Regions from separate parts of the Homo sapiens genome. Here region 1 is linked to region 2. A link is a loop called in an ENCODE intact Hi-C map of the cell type or tissue named here. Cell type or tissue: B cell. All regions are shown on one strand. Each heading gives the region's core, and the rest is flanking DNA. Links, peaks and the distances in the headings are about the cores only.

Region 1 (11,123 bases), core at 1,714-9,713, 60 kb after region 2:
CAGCACTTTGGGAGGCCAAGGCAGGAGGATCACTTGAGGTCAGGAGTTCAAGGCCAGCCTGGCCAACATGGTGAAACCCTGTCTCGACCAAAAATACAAAAAATTAGCCAGGCGTCATGGTAGGCGCTTGTAATCCCAGCTATTTGGGAGGCTGAGGCAGGAGAATTGCTTGAGCCTGGGAGGTCAAGGCTGCAGTTGAGTCATGATCACACCACTGCACTCCAGCCTGGGCGACAGAGCGAGACTCCATCACACACACACACACACACACACACACACACACACACACACGCACACACAAATATTACACAATGAGTTGTGTGTATTATAAGTAAATTTATATGATAAAACCTAGAATAAAAGGAAAAAAAGTTGTTGAAGGTGGGAAATATTCAAATAAAATCGAGTATGGCAAAATAAATATTTCTGGAGATATGAACTAATGGTGAAATATGTACTAATACATATGTATATGTATATATGTATACTGTAATACACACACACACACACACATAATAGCAAAAAAAAAAAAAAAAAGCAAGCCTGTCTTTGGGGAACAATAACCCGAGCCAAAAATCCCAGTTCAGCCACTACTCGACTATGATTATGAACACATTTATTCTTTTGAAAGTCACATTCCTTATGAGTAAAATGTAGCTGATAAGAAGAATTCAATGTGGTAATGTATATAAAATGCATACTACTACATCTAGCAAATAGTAGGTATTCAACATGGTAGTTCCTTGCCATATTATAAGGATGACAGTACATATTTGAGTAGGGTTAAAAGGAGAAAAGTGAAATGCTACTATGGTAGAGGCACACGATAGATCAGTGCGATGCATTTCTGATGCACATTTACTACAATGACCACTGCTATTACGTTCATTTGCTAAACCCAAACATCTCACAGATGCTTAAATTGTTGTAGCAACCACTTCTTCTTTCAGAAATGCTACCATGGACTTAGGTCAACCAACAGGCAAGAACTAGCTATAAATCAAAGTGAAAAAGAAAGTTGACTATACTTTATTTTTTATTTTTTTTTTTTTTGTGAGACACAGTCTTGCTCTCTCACCCAGGCTGGAGTACAGTGGCATGATCTCAGCTCACTGCAACCTCCGCCTCCCAAGTTCAAGTGATTCTCCTGCCTCAGCCTCCTGAGTAGCTGGGATTACAGGTGCACGCCACCATGCCTGGCTAATTTTTTTTTGTATTTTTAATAGAGACGGGGTTTCACCATGTTATTCAGGCTGGTCTCGAGCTTCTGACTTCAAGTGATCCACCTGCCTCAGCCTCCCAAAGTGCTGGGATTACAGGTGTGAGCCACTGCGCCTGGCTGTGACCATACATTTTATAATTAATAATACTTTTTTTTAAAAAAAATGATTGGACCTAGTTAATTATATATTTAAGACTGACCGAAACGTACCCAGAGAGTTCAGCATAAAGGTATACCCTGAAAAGGAAACTACAAAAAGTAAAAACTTCAAAGGGATGAGAGGAAATTCTGACAACACAATAACAGATATTCATTCATTCATTCTGAAAAACATCTACTGATCACCATAAACTGTACCACATGTTGGTAAAATATGCTAATAAAGTAAACATGAACTCTGCCTTCCTAATCTTTTTGAATCTAACTCAGAAATATCTTATAAGCATCTTTTAAATCTGGTCAGCTCTCTCCATCTTACCGCAGGCTTTAGATTACTCCACTAAACAATCACCATCTCTTAAAAAGATACACAAGTTTCATAATTTGATCTGCCTGCCACAGGTCTTCCCAACCCCAGTTCTAAAATCATGTTACTAAAAATAAATGATACATAAAAATGATACTGGATTTCATTGCCTTCTGCATAAAATCCTAACTTCTTTAGGATAAAGGCCATTCATAATTTAACTCCAACCCACCTTCCTAATCTCATGTTCTGTGACACTCTCAAATCCCTCCCTTCCCCACTGCTTACTCCATGCAATCCACCTTCTTGTCATTGGAGACCATCATCCCCACTTCCCAGCCACTTTAAATTTAAAGAAACCAGTAAGGCTACACAGGGAATTTGGTGATGAACTCTGATTTCAAACAGACATGCAAAATAAAGGAAGACATAAGACATAAAAACACACAGAAGAGCTACCACCCTCTTCTCTTCCCCACCAGAGACCCTTTTAGAGTAGGTCATACTTGCTAGCTGTAACTTCTTGCTCCCATTCACTTAGCAAGCCCATTACTATATTAAAACTGCTCTCACTATTGATCTAGTGTCAAATCTAATGGTGTGTTTTAGTCTTCCTACTTGTTTTCTCTAGTTTTTGACACAGCTGACCATTCTCTCATTCTTAAAACTCTTAAAACTCTCAGGGCGAGGCATGGTGGCTCATGCTTACAATCTCAGCACTTTGGGAGGCCGAGGCAGGAGGATCACTTGAGGCCAGGCATTCAAGACCAGCCTGGGCAATATAGCAAGATTCTATCTCTACCAAAAGTAAAAAAAAATAATAACCAGGTATGCTGGTAGACACCTGCGGTCCTAACTACTCTGAAGGCTGAGGTGGGAGAATCACTTGAGCCCAGGAATTCGAAGCTGCAGTGAGCTAATATTGTACCACCACATTCTAGCCTGAGTGACAGAATGAGATCCTATCTCTAAATAAGAAAAAACACATATAAACCCCCCAGCTCCAAACAATTTTTCTCTTCTTGGCTTCTGATACACCATTCTGTCAGTGGGGCCTCCTCTATGACTTACCTTCTCTACCACCCACTCCAGAGTTCCATTCTTAAAACTCTTTTGGTCACATAATACCAAAGTTCCTGAATTTAAATGCTACAGGGGTCAGGCAAGTAACATTATAATATATAAGAAACAGTGGGGATTATGGTAAACCGGAAGGTACATGCACCTAAAGAGGAAGTGTGCTGCTCAGTGCCAGCTGTTTTCTGTTAGGCATTCTGATTTTCTTTTTTCATGAAAAGTCTGGGATTTACATTTTTATGTAAAATTTTTAGATCTGTAAATATAAATGGATGGCAAATAATTCAAAAATTTAAAAAACAAACCTAGAGACCCTATTCACTAGAAGGTCACCAGTCTGAAACTGGGAGGATTGCTTGAGCCCAGGAGTTCAAGACCAGCCTGGGCAACAAAGAGAGACCCAGTTTCTACAAAAAAATTTTAAACACAGCCAGGCATGGTGGTTCAAGCCTGTGGTCCCAGCTACAAAGGAAGCTAAGGCATGAGGATCACTTGAGCTCTGGAGGTTGAGGCTGCAGTGAGCCGTGTTCACACCACCGTACTCCGGCTTAGGTGAGTCCTTGTCACAAAAAAAAAAAAAAAAAAAAAAAAAAAAAAAAAGGAGCGAGCAAGCTAGCTCTTGAAACAGATGGAGTAATACTACCATGAAAGAGAAAATATATTCATACCCCACTCCTGTTAGCTTCAGATTTTTCTGGCCAGGCATGGGTGGCTCACGCCTATAATCCCAGAACTTTAGAGGCCAAGGTGGATGGATCACCTGAGGTCAGGAGTTCAAGACCAGCCTGCCCAACATGGCGAAACCCTGTCTCTACTAAAAGTACAAAAAATTAGCCAGGCATGGTAGCACGCACCTGTAATCCCAGCTACTCAGGAGGCTGATGTGGGAGAATCGCTTGAACACGGGAGGCAGAGGTTGCACTGGGCAGAGATTGCGCCACTACACTCCAGCCTGGGCGAAAGAGCAAGACCTTGTCTTTAAAAAAAAACAAAAACAAAAACAAAGGCCAGGCGCAGTAGCTCATGCCTGTAATCCTAGCACTTTGGGAGGCCAAGGCAGGCAGATCACTTGAGGTCAGGAGTTCGAGACCAGCCTGGCCAACACGGCAAAACCCTGTCTTTACTAAAAATACAAAAATTAGCCAGGCGTGGTGGCAAGTGCCTGTAATCCCAGCTACTCAGAAGGCTGAGGCAGGAGAATGGATTGAACCCAGGAGGCAGAGGTTGCAGTGAGCCAAGATCACGCCATTATACTCCAGCCTGGTTGAGAGAGTGAGAGTCTGTCTCAGAAGGAAAAAAAAAAGTATAATTCAATAGGTTAAAAACAAAAGAAAGAAAATACAGAACTCAACTGCTAGTATATCTAGATCTGGTGAACTAAGCTTCCTCAGAGCAGCTTTGTGCCCTCTTATTCTCTCACCTTTTTTTTGGTTTTTTTTGTCCACTGTTGCCCAATGGCACAATAATAGCTCACTATAGCCTCAATGTCCTAGGCTCAAACAATCCTCCCACCTCAGCCTTCCAAGTAGCTGGGATGCACCACCACACCCAGCTAATATTTTTTTTATTTTTAGTAGAGATGAGGTCTTGCTATATTCCCCAGGGTATCTCACCTTTCTTTCTTTGTTTCTTTTTTTAAATTTTTTGTAGAGATGATGTCTTGCTATGCTACCCAGGCTGGTCTCAAACTCCTGGGCTCCATCTATCCTCCTGCCTCAACCTCCAAAAGTGCTGGGATTACAAGCGTGAACCACTGTGCCTGGCCTTTACCTTTCCTAAACATCAATTTCCTTCTTAAGCATTTATGTTCAGTTTTTCCAGTTTTAAATACTATTTTCATTAGTAGTAACTTATATACTAGAAGTTAAATTCTATGGTTCTTTCCTATGATCATCTAATTCTCAGCAATCTTTGATATGCTAGAATACCTCATATAGCCACATGTTATTTTTATTTTTAACTGTAAAGAAATAGGGTTGATTCTCAAGTTCTCTGTCTGGCAAATTAAAGATATCCCTAGAAACCATATATTCAAATAATTTATTAAACAAATGGTCTGTGAGCTCTTGAACTAGTGATCTCTAGATATCAGTTTGGATATACTAAGATCATACCACATCATACAATCTCATTACTTAGGGTTACATAACTAGACCCACATATCAAGTCATCGGGATTTTTTTTTTTTTTGAGACATAGTTTCACTTTGTTGCCCAGGCTGGAGTTAAGTGGTACTCGGCTCACTGCAACCTCCGCCTCCCAGGTTCAAGCAATTCTTGTGCCTCAGCCTCCTGAGTAGCTGGGATTATAGGCAATCGCCACCACGTCTGGACGATTTTTTGTATTTTAGTAGAGATGGGGTTTCACCATGTTGCCCAGGCTGGTCTCAAACTCCTGAGCTCAGACAATCTGCCCGTCTTGGCCTCCCAAAGTGCTAGGATTACAGGTGTGAGCCACCACGCCCGGCCAAGTCATCTGGATTTTAGCTAAGCATATGACAGTCTCTTGTGACAAATAGGGGATCATGACAGGAATGTCTGAAACAAGGACCAGCAAACTACAGGCCAAATCCAGCCTGCAGCCTGTTTTTGTAAATAAAGTTTTGCTGGAACATAGCCCATGCTCATTCATTTATGGCTGCTTTCATGCTACAAGAGCAGAGAAGAGTAGATGCAAGAAAGACGTATGGCCCACAAAGCCTAAAATATTTATCCCCTGGCCCTTTATAGGTAAAGTTTGTTGACCCATGAATTAAATAAAATGTGAAATAATAGCTAACTAAAAGGCAGGAATGAAGAAAAGTGGTAACTTTTAACCTAGAAGAATGCCACTAATAACATATGTTGGAAATCTCATTTCTTATATAATCCCTTTCAATTTTTTTTTTTTTTTTTTTTTTTTTTTAAGATGGAGTATTGGCTGGGCGCGGGGGCTTACACCTGTAATCCCAGCATTTTGGGAGGCTGAGGTGGATAGATCACCTGAGGTCAGGAGTTTGAGACCCACCTGTCCAACATGGTAAAATCCCATCTCCACTAAAAATACAAAAATATTAGCCAGGCATGGTGGCAGGCACCTGTTATCCCAGCTACTTGAGAGGCTGAGGCAGGAGAATTGCTTGAAACTGGGAGGCAGAGGTTGCAGTGAGCCAAGATCACGCCACTGCGCTCCATACTGGGTGACAGAGCAAGACTCTGTCTCAACAATAAAAAATAAATAAATTAAATAAAATAATATGGAGTCTCGCTCTGTCACCCAGGCCGGAGTGCAGTGGCGTGATCTCGGCTCACTGCAACCTCCGCCTCTCAGATTCAAAGGCACCTGGCCTTTTCAACATTTTTACTAAATAATTTTAATTCAAGGTTTATCAGACTTGTACACTTTACAAAAACCTGGGTAGAGTATCTAAAATGCTGAATGACAGAATTCAATTTTTAAAATATCTACATATGCTGGAACATAGCCTCAATAACAGTATGAAGTTTTCTAGGGATAAATTCACGTTCATTCTTACAACAATAACAAAAAATCAACAAGCACAAGTTGGAGAAATCAAAGACCTAACATAATGGTACTTCATGTGGAACAGTCCTCGGGAGTTTAGAAATCTGCAGACTCAACAAGTACACAGAGTAACGTGGTGCCAAAATATTAATGCTGAAATTATTAAAGAATAGCATATAGAATGAAGGATACGTACATGCATTTCAATATACTCTGTTGGTCAGACCAAATCTGGACTATTGTCTTCACAGTTTTAGAAATCAGTCTAAAAGCAATATAACAAGGGGATCTGAAAATCCTGCCACATGAAGATTTTTTTAAACTCTCAAAAGGTGAAGATTTAGGACATGGAAAAATGCTTCAAATAAAGGAATGACTTATTAAAAAAAAATAGTTTATGGCCTGGTGCAGTGGCCAACACCTGTAATCCCAGCATCTTGGGAGGTTGAGGCAAGAAAATCACTAGAAGCCAGGAATTCCAGACCAGCCTGGGCAACATAGCAAGACCCCATTCCTACAAGAATTTAGAAATTAGCTGGGCATGGTGGCAGGCACCTATAGCTCTAGCTACTTGTGAGGCTGAGGCAGGAGGATTGCCTGAGCCCAGGGGTTTGAAGCTGCAGTGAGCCTGGGTGACAGAGGGAGACTCAAGCTCTCAAAAACAAAGAAGCTGGGTGTGGTGGCTCAAGCCTGTAATCCCAGCACTTTGGAAGGCCGAGGCAGGCAGATCACAAGGTCAGGAGTTCGAGACCAGCCTGGCCAACATAGTGAAACCCCGTCTACTAAAAACACAAAAATCAGCCAGGCATGGTGGTGGGCACTTGTAGTTCCAGCTACCTGGGAGGCTGAGGCAGGAGAATTGCTTGAACCTGGGAGGCGGAGGTTGCAGTGAGCCGAGATCACACCACTGCACTCCAACCTGGGCGACAGAGTGAGACTCCGTCTCAAAAAAGAAAAAAAACAAAAACAAAAAACAAACAACAAAGAAAATGCATATGTGTTTTCACTTACATGTGGAATCTGGAACAAACTCATAGAGGCAGAGTAGAATGTGGTTACCAGAGGCTGAAGGGAAGGGGGACAAAACCTCAATTAGGAGGAATTGGGTCTTTTTTGTAAGATTTATTGCACAGTATGGTGAATATAGTAAATAATAATGTATTTACATTTCAAAATTGCAAAAAGAGTAAATTTTTTTGTCATTTCAATTTTTAAAAGAAATTTTTGTGGGTACATAGTAGGTGTATATATGTATGGGGTAAATGCAGGCATATAATGCACACATCAGAATAAAATGGAGTCTCCATCACCTCAAGCATTTATCCTTTTTTTGTGTTACAAACAATCCAATTAAACTCTTTTAATTGTTGTAAAATATACAACAAATTATCGTTGACTGTAGTCACCCTGTTGTGCTATCAAATACTAGATCTCATTCATTCTAACAATATTTTTGTACCCATTAACCATCCCCATTTCCCCCACTCCAGCTACCTTTCCTAGCCTTGTAACCATCATTCTACTAGCTAAGAGTAAATTTCAAATGTTCTCACCACAAAAAATAAGTATTTGAGGTAATAAATGTTAATCAGCTTGATTTAATTATTCCACATTTTCTTTGTAATCATAACATTACCTTGTACTCCATAAATATATACAACTATAATTTGTCAATTTATAATTAAATAAATTAATAAATAGGAAGGGGAAAAGAAAATAAAGTGCTCAAATAATGACAGGAACAGAAAAACCAAGCTAGGGCTCCTAATAACCAAATCTGGAACAACCGGAACTTTTTTTTGTTTGAGACAGTGTCTCACTCTGTCACCTAGGCTGGTGTGCAGTGGCGTGATCTCGATTCCATGTAGCCTCAACCTCCCGAGCTCCAGTGATTCTCCCACCTCAGCCTCCCAAATAGCTGGGACTATAGTCACAAGCACACGCCCGGATAATTTTTTTTATTTGTAGAGACATGTTGCCCAGGCTGGTCTCCAACTCCTGAGCTCAAGCGATCCACCTGTCTCAGCCTCCCAAAGTGCTGGGATTACAGGCATGAGCCACGGTGCCTGGCCTACAACATCTAAATAATGAAGTAACAGATTATGACCCATTGAATAAAATAACAATTCATTAGTCCATATTAAATTTGAGTGTGATAAAGAATAAGATACACAGTTTCAAAGTACTCCACAAAATATTCATTTATTAATTACAAAAGGGAAAACAGTAACTTCACAGATGAAAAGCCTGGCAGATAACTCCTTAATCAAGTCATCGAAGTCAACATCACCACCACTAATGAGACACAATGAAATCATGTGCCTGTGTGCCATCTGAGAAAATGCAATGAGAAGAACACAGCACAATTTCTATGATATTCCTGCTAAAGACCATTACCTGATTCTAACCAAGAGAAAACAACAGAGAAAACCGAAATTGAGGGACATTCTACACAGTAACTGACCTGTAACTCTCAAAAGCGTCCAGGTTATAGAAGTTAAGGGAGGAGAGTTGATTCTAACATCTCTCTCCCCAACCACAGGATTACACTGCAGTGGTCCCTGTGCCTATTGCCATGGCCTCTCTTGAATAAAGTCAGCTTTACCACCTTTTTTTTTTTTTTTTTTTGAAACAGTCTTGCTTTGTCACCCAGGCTGCAATGCAGTGGTGCAATCTCAACTCAGTGCAAACTCTACCTCCTGGGTTCAAATGATTCTCGTGCCTCAGCCTCCCAAGCAGCTAGGATTACAGGCATATGCCACCATGCCCAGCTACTTTTTTTGTATTTTTAGTAGAGACGGGGTTTTGCCATGTTGACTAGGCTGGTTTGAACTCCTGACCTTAAGTGACCTGCCCGCCTCAGCCTCCCAAAGTGCTGGGATTACGGGCGTGATCCACCACCTGGCCTGCTTTGCCATCTTTTTTTTTTTTTTTTTGAAGTTAAGGGAGGAATGAGGAATTATTCCAGACTGAAGACGATAAAAATACATGACACATAAACAATATATGATTCTGGAATGAATGATTTTGGTAAAAAGATCATTAGGATATGTGACAAAACTTGAATGATGTTTGAAAGTTAGATGGTATAATGTATCAAATGTATTCATTTCCTGGATTTTGACTGTCAGTCATACTGTGGTAATGTAGCAGAATGTTCTTGTTTATAGGACATACTATATTGGCAACTTACTCTCATATGGTTCAAGTGGCAAGGGCTTACTTTTTGTTGTACTTCCAACTTTTCTAAAAGTCTAAGATATTTTCAAAGTAAAAAAAAAAAAAAAGTAGCCATAATTTTGTAAGTCAAAATAGAGATAACAAGGAATTGCTACCATGATGTAAGTGAAAAGTCATTTCTGAAATTATGGCATCGTACAATCGGTCTCAGTCATTATAACTGCACATCAGAATTACCTGGAATGCTTTCAAAGAACACTGAGGTTTGGAGATCCAATCCAGGCCAATTAAATCTCTGGGGGTGATATGCAGGCATCAGCATTCTTTAAAAAGCTTTCTATTAATTCTGATGTGCAGTCAAGGCTGAGAACCACCAGCATGTGCTAGGTCCTGAAGGTTGTTCACCCTGAGAGAGTTTCATTTAGGCATTTTCTCTGTAGTCTTTCTGGCCTCACCCGTGCTAAAGTTCATTACTTTCTCCACTGTACCTTGGACTTACTAGTATGATAGTTTTAATCATATTGTTCTGTAATTATCTGTTTATAATATTTTTATTTTGCAGTAAAATAAATACCTTCTAACACAAAGATTGCTATGTTATTCAGCGTTATAGCTTCAGTGGGTGCAGTGGCTCATGCCTATAATCCCAACACTTTGGGAGGCTGAGGCAAGCACTTGAGCTCAGGAGTTCAAGACCAGCCTGGGCAACATGGTGAAACCCTATCTCTCCAAAAAATATAAAAACAGCTGGACGTGGTGATGCACGCCTGTGGTCCTAGCTACTCGAGAGGCTGAGATAGGAGGATCGCTTGAGCCAGGGAGGCAAAGTTTGCAGTGAGCTGAGATTGTGCCACTGCACTCCAGCCTGGGTGACAAAGTGAGACCTTGTCTCAAATAACAGGAAGAAGAATAAGAAGGTAAGTAAAGGAATATAGAAGAATATGGAAGACTCAATTTCTTCCCACAAGTAGCTTACAGCCAGGAAAGAAGACAGATATAAAAACAAAAAAATGATCAGAGGGGAGTAACTTCAACATTGCAGTCTAATTTTCTCTCCCCTGTGCCTCACTAAGCTATGCTGTGAAACCAAAGTAGGGTCTTCAAAATTACTTACACTTAAAAGTACCTGAGTAGAACTCTATATATTCTCTTTCTAAAAATATAAAACTGAAACTACTTAAATTGTTTTGAGGCCTTGGATGTTTTTTTTCTTGTAAGTAAAAGATTCTTGACCAAAAAAAGAGATCCCCATCCTGCCATATGCTTAAAAACCTGGAAATATCACGGTTACTCTGTAAAGCCAGGATTTTTCTCTCTTCCAGTACTAGCAATTATAAAGATTACTTATCTAATAATGTACACAAAAAGATTGAGGCAGAAATTAGTATAGTTGCTATTCAAGTTAAATTTAAATACCTTGTAACACTTACCTTATCCGCACACATTGACACTTTAATGTCCTGCTGAGATATTTCATAATGCCGGATATTAAAAACATAATTACCAGCCAATTTTAAAATATCAGCTGAGATATACTCTAGTACAGCCACAATATATAGGGATACATGGTAGTCCACTTTGTACCCTAATACTTCCTGTGAAAAGAATAAATAATTTAATTGCAAAATGTAGCACTGTCAAGTATTACACACTTAAAAAATTCCTATTTAACAT
Region 2 (11,123 bases), core at 1,183-9,182:
CACCACACCCGGCTAGGTGTTCTATACAGTTATTTCATTTAATCCTTAACAAGTGTGGGGAAGGTAAGTAATTTCTTCAAGGCCATACAGCCCTTAGAACAGATCATAAAAAATGATGAAAATAAACTATAGTGAAGCTTAAGTAGTACACAGTTGTAAGCAAATAATTAAATTTATTTATAACTTTTCTTGTTCTTTAATATTGCCAAAACTCAAAATACTCAAATATAATCAACCAGATTATTATCTTTACAGTCATTTCATTAAGAATCAACTTAAATTATACTTACTTGAATGTGGCAAAAGCACTGGAGCAAAGATGCTATTGCTGCCTATTGGAATAAGAAAAATTAATTTGAAAAGGAAGGTAACATGTAGGTATTATTTTTTAAATGTTTCCATAAATAATACGTAATACACAGTGCAGAATTTTATCATCATCTTTTGCCATGTTAGTTTTTTAAAAAATTAACTCAGAACCTTCTGTATCTAGAATGGTTTTCCTTCTTAGCATTAAGTGGTTCCCCCTCTATCACAGAACTTATCTATTTGTTTTCTTATTCATCATCTATTGCTCCCTTTAGACTGGTAGTGGGACCCAAAAGGTACTAAACAAATCTTTGTTGAATGAGTAAATTAGAAGATAATATGCATCAACAATGCACAAATTATGCTCTACTTCTTGTATTAATCATTATTTTCACATTTAGATATCACTTTTCACACTAATATAGTTTGCAAAGGATTCTATAGTTCCCTAATTAAAATGATAAGAATTATCTGAGACACAGGATTCCTTTTTTACCAAGCGGTTTACATCAAATACTTACCACAGGAGCTGTTGAGATCCACATCTAAAAATACACTAAGGTCTGAAGAAGCAGATACTGGTGGAGTAGATGGTGTATTTGGAGAGGTTGGTGCTGACACTGTTGATTCCAGCTCAGTTTCAGCAATCCGACTAAAGCTTATTTTACATGGTTCTCTTTCTAATGGTGTTGGGTGACCTCGTAAAGTACCTGAGGTAGAGCCATGTCGGCCTGTGTTAGGCCTTATTCCAGGAGATTTTAAGGAAAAAGTTGATTTCCTAGGCTGAGAAAAGCAAACATAATTAATGTCACAAATTTGCATAGACAACAATTTGTTTCTGTGACTTAGAGCTACCTTATTAGTCTTATTAGTTCTTAAGCATACAGTTCTTAAGCGTGCAGTCCTTCAGTCTGCAATGACAGCCTGTATCATTCTAGTAGAATCTTCTGGATTTGACTGGCTTAATTTTAAAATGAATTGGAATATAAGTAAGTCTCTTTTCAGCACTGCAGAAATAAAATTCTTGAAATTTTATGTGAAAATCACATTTTACTCCTAAAACATATGAACCTAAACTTCTCTTTGAAAATATCTATATAGATTTTACAAACATTTACTGGGAACATAATTTATGAAACATATTATGCTATATGCTTCAGAAAAAAAAAAGATCATTTTTTCCCCTTCCTATACTAAATGATCAACCTCTACATTGATGCTTTAAAAATCTTTGGAGAAAATTCCTATCATTGTCTCCCACCATCACCTCTGTCCCATTTTTCAAGTTCTGGCAGGAGTAATCAAATAAAAAACACAGAACTCAGATCAGAAAACTTGAGTTAAGATCTCAACTGTGCCAATATCTAGCTATGCAGCCTTGAAAAACTTATTTAACCCCTTGGAATCTCACTATTTTCCTTTGTAAAATGAGAATAAGATCTATGAGGGGTTTTCAAAAAGTGCATGGCAAATGTCTATTATGAAATAACTATGCATGACTTTCATTTTTTTCCATCAAAATAAACTCATACTAACTTATTATAACATGTCTGAACAGTTTGAGATGCTCAAACATATCTAGTTTGAGATACTCAAACATATCTAGTTTGAGATACTAAGAAGGATAACACATCGGTTTGTAAAGAATCCCTATCAGAGGAACACGAATTCTGCTAAAATTGAAGCAAGAACAAATATCAAATCCATGATGATGCTTGGGTAGAAGAATGGTGAGATCACTAATACTTTATGAAAAGTTTATGGGGACAATGCCCCAAAGAAATCAGCTGTTTACAAATTGATAACTCATTTTTAACAAGGGATCAGATGATATGGAAGGTAAAGCCAATGGCGGCAGATCATCAACATCAATTTCTGAGGAAAAAATCTCATTCCTGCTCTAATTGAAGAGGACCTATGATTAACAACAGAAATGATAGCCAACACCACAGATATCTCAACTGGTTCAGCTTATACAATTCTGACTGAAAAATTAAAGTTGAGCAAACTTTCCACTAGATGGATGGCAAAACCACTGCACCCAGATCAGCTGCAGACAAGAGCAAAACTTTCAATGAAATGTTAAATAAGTGGGATCAAGACCCTGAAGCATTTGTTTGAAAAACTGTTAATAGGAAATGAAACACGGTTTCCCAGTATCATCCTGAAGACAAAGCACAATCAAAGCAATGGCTACCAAGAGGTGGAAGTGTGGTCCAGTCAAAGCAAAACCAAATCAGTCAAGAGCAAAGGTTGGCCAAGCACAGTGGCTCATGCCTGTAATCCTAGCACCTTGGGAGGCTGAGGCAGGAGGATCATTTAAGGCCAGGGGTTTGAGACCAGCCTGGGCAATATAGCAAGACTCTATTGCCATTAAAAAAAAAAAAAAAAAAAAAAAAGGCTGGGCATGGTGGCTCACACCTGTAATCCCATCACTTTGGGAGGTCGAGGCAGGTGGATCACTTGAGGTCAGGAGTACAAGACATGCCTGGCCAACATGGTGAAACCTCATCTCTATTAAAAATACAAAAATTAGCCGGGCGTAGTGGCACACACCTGTTATCCCAGTTACGTGGGAGGCTGAGGCAGTAGAATTGCTTGAACCTGGGAGGTGGAGGTTACAGTGAGTTGAGATTGCACCACTGTACTCCAGCCTGGGTGACAGAGCGAGACTCTGTCTCAAAAAAAACAAAACAAAAACAAAAAGAAAGGTCATGGCAACAGTTTTTTAGGACGCTCAAGGCATTTTTCTTGTTGAGTTTGTAGAGGGTCAAAGAACAATAACATCTGCTTACTATGGGACTGTTTTGAGAAAGTTAGCCAAAGCTTTTGCAGAAAAACAACCAGGAAAGCTTCACCAAGGAGACCTTCTCCACCACAACAATGCTCCTGCTCATCCCTCTCATTAAACCAGAGCAATTCTTTGAGAGTTTTGATGGCAGATCATTAGGCATCCACTTACAGTCTTGACTTGGCTCCTTCTGACTTTTTTTGTTTCCTAATTATAAAAAAAAAAATTAAAGGGCAACCATTTTTCTTCAGTTAATAATGTAAAAGAGACTGCAATGATATGGTTAAATTCCCAGGATCTTTAGTTTTTTAGGGATGGACAAAATGGTTGGTATTAGCGCTTACAAAAGTGTCCTGAACTTGAGGAAGCTTATGTTGGGAAATAAAGTTTATGTTTTTATGTTTATCTTTTAATTCCATCAAAAAAATTTATCTTTTCATTCCATTTTTCCATGAACTTTTTTTCTTTTTTCTTTTTTCTTTTTTTTTTTTTTTGAGACGGGGTCTTGCTCTGTCACCCAGGTTGGAGTGAAGTGGAGTGATCTTGGCTCACTGCAACCTCCGCCCCCAGGCGTGCACCACCATGCCTGGCTAATTTTTTTGTATTTTTGGTAGAGACAGGGTTTTGCCATGTTGCCCAAGCTGGTCTCAAACTCTTGAACTGAAGCAATCTGCCTGCCTTGGTCTCCCAATGTGCTGGGATTACAGGTGTGAGCCACCATGCCCGGTCTCTATGAACTTTTTGAAGTCCCCTCATATATCACACAATTGTGAAGATGAGATAGCATGAAACTACCTGACTTCCTGCTTCACCTAAAGTTGGTTTGTGTTTTTACTTCCTTCTATATCTTGCTTCACTTTTAGCTACTTAGAGTTCATCTTCTACTACTTCTGTTGCCACTGCAAACTCCTGCAGTAACTGGAAATTGTAGCATCAAATTCTAGTGACAGAGATGGGTTCCAGAGGCAACTATGGACCATGGAGCCCTAATGGCAGAAGTCATATCAAGTCACAAGAACCAAAATACATTTGCTTACTCCTTCCCAGGTCTTTTCTTTTTTTTTCTGTTCCATTCAGCTACCTATTAAGTTCTCACTTTCTCACACCTTTTTGTATTATTCTAGGAGGGATCAAAAGTAGACACATAAATAAGTAGTACCAAGATAAGGCATAAACCAGATTTTATCAAAAGGCTGACATTTCCCCCCCCAGTTTTAGAAATAGTATATTACTGCAAACAAAACACCTAGGAACAGCCATTCAATTACATTTTTAAGATAACAGGTTGTTAAACATTGAAAATAATATTTTAAAAAACAGAACACTTGTTCCCGAAATTATAAAAGACTTACAAATCGAGGTGGCTGTTTGCAGTTTCGAGGTTCAATTTCTAGTGACTTGTTGAACAAATAATCTGTAAACTCTTTTTCAGATGCACTTCCCATGGGGTTAAGGTTTTCAAAGAATCTCTGGAATTAAACAAATAACACAAGTGCATATATAGTAAGTATATATTTTAGATCTTATTAAAATAAGATCTCATTAAAATTTTTTGCTGAAAATTACTTATTTAATGCTAAAAAATAACACATTAAGAGCCCACAATATGTGAAAAGTTCACAAGTGTTGCTTATTCCAATCTCTTTACTTCTGAATAAGATTATATAATTTCTGTGGAAGTTATATTCTAGTCTTAAAGTTCTATTAAGAATATGAGTTTTCATTTATTATCATTTTAATGGCTCAGCAGTAGCACTACTTATTCCTTAGGAAACTTTACTCCTACTCATTGTAACAAATGATCATCACTAGTAAGCTACCAAAAGTGTTTAGAACAAAGCTATGGTTATAATCCACAATGAAGTTTTGATAATCAGAAAAAAAGTGGAGATAAATTAGATTAAGGTCTGTTAATCCAATTTATAGATCATTCTTGATCATTTATAATTACTCTGGAAATTCCTTTTACTTTAAAAGTAGTCATTTAAATTACTTTAAAAGTAATGTCAAGAATGATTATAGGCCGAGCACGGTGGCTCACGCCTGTAATCCCACCACTTTGGGAGGCTGAGGTGGGTGGATCACCTGAGGTCGGGAGTTTGAGACCAGCCTGACCAACATGAAGAAACCCCATCTCTACTAAAAATACAAAATTAGCTGGGCGTGGTGGCGCATGCCTGTAATCCCAGCTACTCAGGAGGCTGAGACAGGAGAATCAATTGAACCTGGCAGGCGGAGGTTGAGGTGAACCGAGATCACACCATTGCACTCCAGCCTGGGCAACAAGAGCGAGACTGTCTCAAAAAAAAAAAAAAAAAAAAAGAAAGAAAGAAAGAAAGAAAGAAAGAATGATTATAAAGTTAAACCTATCTGTGCTAACTTCTAGTATAAAAAATGTTTTTATCTGAGCCAAGCCATGATGGCTCACACCTGTAATCCTAGCAGTTTGGGAGGCTGAGGCCGGGGGACTGCTTAAGCCCAGGAATTTGACACCAGCCAGGGCAATATGGTGAGACCTCTCCTCTTAAAAAAAGCCTAATAAATAAAATGTTTAAAATTTTTGTCTTTATCAAAAAATATTTTAAGCTTAAATTTAAGTTTTAACGTAGAAAATTCAGGTGATTTAGCACTGCCAAAAAAAGAGAAAAAAAGAAAAAGAAACAGTAATCTTACAAACCAGAAATATCATTGTTTACATTTAAATATTAGACTATCTTCCAATGATTTTACTGTGCATGTAAATATATGCATGTATATATGTATTTATATATAATTATTAATAATTTATATATATATTTTCCTGAAAAACTGGGATATCAATTTTAATCTTTCTGAAGTTTATATTCAATTAACTTTTTTCAATGTGGTTTGCTTTTTTTTTTTTTTTTTTTTTTGAGATGGAGTCTCACTCAGCCTTCCAAAGTGCTGGGATTACAGGTATGAGCCACCTCACCCAGCCAGTTTGCTTATTTTACAAAATACAAATTTTAACTCTATAGTATTTCATCAGATGGATATTTCAGAATGTAATAATCTCCATATAGCTAGTTATCCATATAGGTACTTTCTAATTTTTTGCTATTATAATAATTATTTTTATTAACTCCTATATATAAATTTTTCTGTACATTTTTTATGATTTCCTTAGAAAAATTCCTTAGCAGCAAATTACTGGATTTAGCTTTATTTAATTTTGAAGTGGTTTAGAAGCATATATAAAAATGGTACTAGGTTTTAGCTTTAGCAGTAGGCAAAATGAGCTTTAAAATTTCTAGTATAAAATTCTTCCCATTTTTAAGGCATTCTGCCAATTTCAAGAAAATTGTATTACTCTTTTAACAATACTGAAACAATGTGTTCTTATGTTCAGGTTAGCTAAATTAAATATTAGCCACTAGTAATTAAAGGCTTTCAGAAAGCTATAACAGCAGTATTCTTGATTTCCTCATCCTTTGCTCTATTTTAAATACTATTTATTTAAGTATGATTTGAAAAGTGAATAGCTACTTTGTCTACATTTTAAATTTATTTTGTTTGACTCAATCATATAGAAGACACTTCCTCCCAAAAATGCTTTAAATGGTGGTAGGAACCCTAGACCACACCACAAACACCAATTAGCAGGTATGGTTCTGAGATATAAATACTAAAAGTACTATTTCAAGCATACCGAATTAAAGTGTAACATTATTCCTGTGGGGACCATATTTCCTTAGCTCTCCGAAGCCCCACATCACAGAGGGCGGGTTCAATGGTGAGAGGGGATGAAATAGGTCACCATCAGTAGGTTACCACCTTTATTTTTTTTAAGAGCAAGTATCTTTTTTTTTTTTTTTTGAGATGCAGTCTCGCTCTGTCACCTAGGCTAGAGTGCAGTGGCTCTATCTCAGTTCTCTGCAACATTTGCCTTCTGGGTCCAAGCGATCCTCCCACCTCAGCCTCCTGAGTAGCTGGGATTACAAGCACGTGCCACCACACCCAGCGAATTTTTGTATTTTTAGTGGAGACAGAGTTTCACCACGTTGGCCAGGCTGGTCTTGAACTCCTGACCTCAGGTGATCCACCCACCTCAGCCTCTCAAAGTGCTGGATTTACAGGCATTAGCCACTGTGCCCGACCTATCATTTTTATAAATGGTATGCTTTAGGTGGTCTTTTTCTTAGGACTTTAGGGTACTTTGTTTTGAACCGGGAACAAAGAAGTTTCTATCTCATAATTTAGGAGGGTGGAAGTAATGGTGGATATTTTCACTCAATATGCCCAATTTGCATGCAGATTATGTCTAAAAAGTTTAGCGCAGTTTTTAATATGACACGTAAACTTATTCTGGTTGATAGTTATAATATGTTCCCAAGTTCAAGTATAATATAATAACATTCATTTAGCATAAACATAATATCATAGTTTAATTTAGAAGGTTGTTTCATATTTTATAGTACTATAGTATCAATATTACACACTATTGCTCAAAATAGAACATCAATCGACAGGATGTTAGAAAAATCATCTTCTGCCAGGCATACATATACCACTTTGCTGACCCTTTTCCTATTTAAACACACTGTTCTTATGAATTATATAACGTTATTTTGCTACATGTAACATTATCTAAAATGGCTATCAAATCTAGAAATGAATTTTCTTTTTACTGCATGGACATCATTCTACTTTGTCATTCACTTTTTATGGTGTAGCTTGAACCAACTACACAAAGAAGCAATACTTTCAAAAGAAAGTACTTAGTAACAATATTAACAACTGCAGATAGTGTAGAATGTCTAATGTTTAACATGCTATCTACTGATTAATTTTTTTCTATTATTTTCATAGCAAGACAAATAATTATGATATTTCTTACAGGTCACACAAGATCTAAAATTTTTTTTTAATTTTTAAAATTTTTAATTTTCATGGGTACATAATAGGTGTATATATTTGTAGGGTATAAGAGATGTTTTGATACAGGCATGTAATGTAGAATAATCCCATCATGGAGAGTGGGGTATCCATTCCCTCAAGCATTTATCCTTTGTATTATGAATAATCCAATTATACTCTTATAGTTAATATTTTTTATTTTATTTTTTGAGACGGAGTCTCCCTCTGTCACCCAGGCTGGAAGGCAGTGGCATGATCTCGGCTCACTGCAGCCTCCACCTCCTGGGTTCAAATGATTCTCCTGCTTCAGTCTCCCAAGTAGCTGGGATTACAGGCACCCGCCACCATGCCCGGCTAATTTTTTGTATTTTTAGTAGAGACAGGGTTTCACCATGTTGGTCAGGCTGGTCTCAAATTCTTGACCTCAAGTGGTCCTCCCGCCTCAGCCTCCCAAAGTGCTGTGATTACAGGCGTGAGCCACCATGCCCAGCCGATACTTATAGTTATTACTACTATTATTATTTTGAGACAGAAGTCTTACTGTGTCACCCAGGCTGGAGTGCAGTGGCGCTATCTCGGCTCACTGCAACCTACCCCTCCTAGGCTCAAGTGATTCTCCCACCTCAGACTCCTGAGTAGCTGGGACTGCAGGCACCCAGCACCATGCCCAGCTAATTTTTTTTTATATTTTTAGTAGAGACGGGGTTTCGCCATGCTGCCCAGGCTGGTCTCCAACTCCTGATCTCAAGCGATCCGCCCGCCTTGGCCTCCCAAAGTGCTGGGATTACAGGCGTGAGCCACAGTGCCTGGCCTCTTACAGTTACTTTTAAATCTGCAATTAAATTATTATGGACTGTAGTCACCCTGTTGTGCGATCCAATAGTATGTCTTATTCATTCTATTTTTTTTTTTTGGTACCCATTAACACGTTCTCTTCTAAAGATATGCAAAGAAAATATTTACCCTCATATCTGGTTCTATCCGTAAACAGTAAGGCTGATTCTGATACTGCTGAATTTCTCCAGTAATTTCAGCTACTTTCCTCCTCTTACTGAAATTGATTAAATCTTTCCCTTTCTTTTTTAAAAAATCATTATTCCCTTCTTCGGTCTTCAGAATATTTGTTAAATATATTCCTAGTAAAAAAAAAAAAAGAATTTAAAGAAAAGTTATTTTAAATTTTGTTATTTAATCAATTATTTGGGAAAACAACTGATCTAGTAAAGTTGAAAGACATCCTATACTATTCAGCAACTCTACTACTAAAATGTTAAGTCTCTGATAAACAATCATTAACTCTCCATTAAGCATTTTTTAAAGAGAAAGAATTTAAAATAAAAAGAAAATAAAAGCTACTGGCTTGTACAAAAATAAAGGCTGCTAATCTAAGAAATGGCAAATTAAGCTTTTCTAAACTCTAATTTCACCAAGTGCAAATTGTGTTAAATCTATTCTGACCAAATATTTTAATATTTGATTATAAATATTTAATGCCAAGTATCTTAGGTGATTATTAATAAATTAATTTTAAGCCAATTTTGGTTAATAAGTCTATAGGCTTATAAACTAATTCTGTTTTTTCAGAGACTGTAATTTAGATAGAAAAATAATTACTTCTCATTCATGAACAATAAAAAAGTTTTTAGTCCCTTTTTCATGCGTAATTGCTGATTCATTTAAATTGGTGGTTCTCAGCTGGGGACAATTTAGTCCCCCAGGGGATATTTAGGAATGTCTAGAGACATTTTTGGTTACCACAACTCCAGGGTGCTATTGGAGTGTAATGAATAGAGGCCAGGATGCTGCTACAGATCCTATTACGCACACGACAGCCCATCACAACAAAGAATTATTTGGCCCAAAATACCAAAATTGTTGAAGTTGACAAAACTTGATTTAAATCATTCAATTTCAATCATACACAACAATATTTTAATTCTAAATTTAAAAATCACATAGAAGCTTTTAATAAATTAAAGAGAAAGCAAACACTGTAGATGTGACATAGATAGTTATGATAAAAATAACAGTTACCATTTCATGAGTGCGTCCTATGTGCTAGACTTATTAGGTAGTACAGACAAAATATTTTTAATCCTTATTTATAACAACCCTATGAGATATTATAGTCTTCATTTTATAGAAAATAGAGAGTTTTATTATTTATTAATACAGAGAGCTAATAAAAGTAGATGAGCTCAGATATAAAATAAAGATAACATGCCTCTGAAGACTGCTCTCTTTTGGCTATCACACGCTCACCCTCAAAATATATCCATATTTAGTAACTTACCAAAAAAAGGCACACAAGGTGGATTGATTGACTTAAGTTTTACTAGGTATTTTTTAAAGTGATCTTGACTTAATTCCACAGCTTCGTCCAAAATTTTCCTTTTCCTTTCCTGCAGTGCCTTAAAGTATACATAAATTGAGTATAAATTTTTTACAATTCAATCATATTTTATAAATGCAAACCTTTAAATTTTATAAAATTTTGCAAATTATCTGGAAAACAATTTTTTTACATTAAAAGATGAGTGGTATTCCTTTGTACACTTACCTGAAGTGATTTCTCCTCTCTTTATCTATAAATATAAAACCCATAATTTACTCATATAAATTAGAAGATCAAGCAATACAAAAAATTCTACGTCATGCCTTGTGCGTTATTTTGACTAGCCAGGGTTTCAAGTCATAGCTGTAGAAGATGAAAATTATAACCCCTGAACATTCAAATATTTTTCCACTGAAAGATCTTTTGGGGCTAAAGGTTGGGGTTTTGTTAAGGAGAAGACAACTATCAGAAGACAAGAAGACTTGAACAAAAATTTAGTGAATGAAGTAAACTAGCATTTCTTTTATACTTCATTACTAGATCTTCTTATTGAAAATTAATTTTTACTTCAGAAAGAATATACACACACACGTAAACCCCAGAGCGAACACTATGCTTGATGGAGAACCATTCAGTCAATTTCCTTTAAATCAAGGAAAAAGCCAAGGGTATAACATTGTAGCTTTTATTCAATACTATACAGAAGTCCTAGCTAGCATGGACAAGTATAAGAAATAAAGAGCTAGAGATTGGAAAGAAAAAAAAATGTCACTATTCACACAGAGGATATGACTGCCCATGAGGAAACTC

What was found. Peaks named below come from ENCODE experiments on the same cell type or tissue, not always from the same donor. Only the 100,000 strongest peaks of a DNase experiment are listed, where the experiment ranks them.
Region 1: it touches region 2 in a loop (2.2-fold over the local background); 1 of 110 quality-filtered maps calls a loop at or near these places.

The regions. Positions count from the first base shown.
Region 1 is chr14:50,188,812-50,199,934 of GRCh38, forward strand. SOS2 (SOS Ras/Rho guanine nucleotide exchange factor 2) reads right to left here. Exons shown (of 23, transcript NM_006939.4): 4 at 10,880-11,044. Among named protein-coding and RNA genes, the nearest start is that of SOS2, 37 kb to the right of the region's middle. In B cell, for the core only: no CTCF peak of the experiment used is centred there; no DNase peak of the experiment used is centred there.
Region 2 is chr14:50,129,671-50,140,793 of GRCh38, forward strand. SOS2 (SOS Ras/Rho guanine nucleotide exchange factor 2) reads right to left here. Exons shown (of 23, transcript NM_006939.4): 17 at 10,272-10,389; 18 at 8,942-9,114; 19 at 4,453-4,569; 20 at 831-1,092; 21 at 291-332. Among named protein-coding and RNA genes, the nearest start is that of VCPKMT, 19 kb to the left of the region's middle. RefSeq lists an enhancer at 9,264-9,968. In B cell, for the core only: no CTCF peak of the experiment used is centred there; no DNase peak of the experiment used is centred there; H3K27ac peaks cover 776 bases.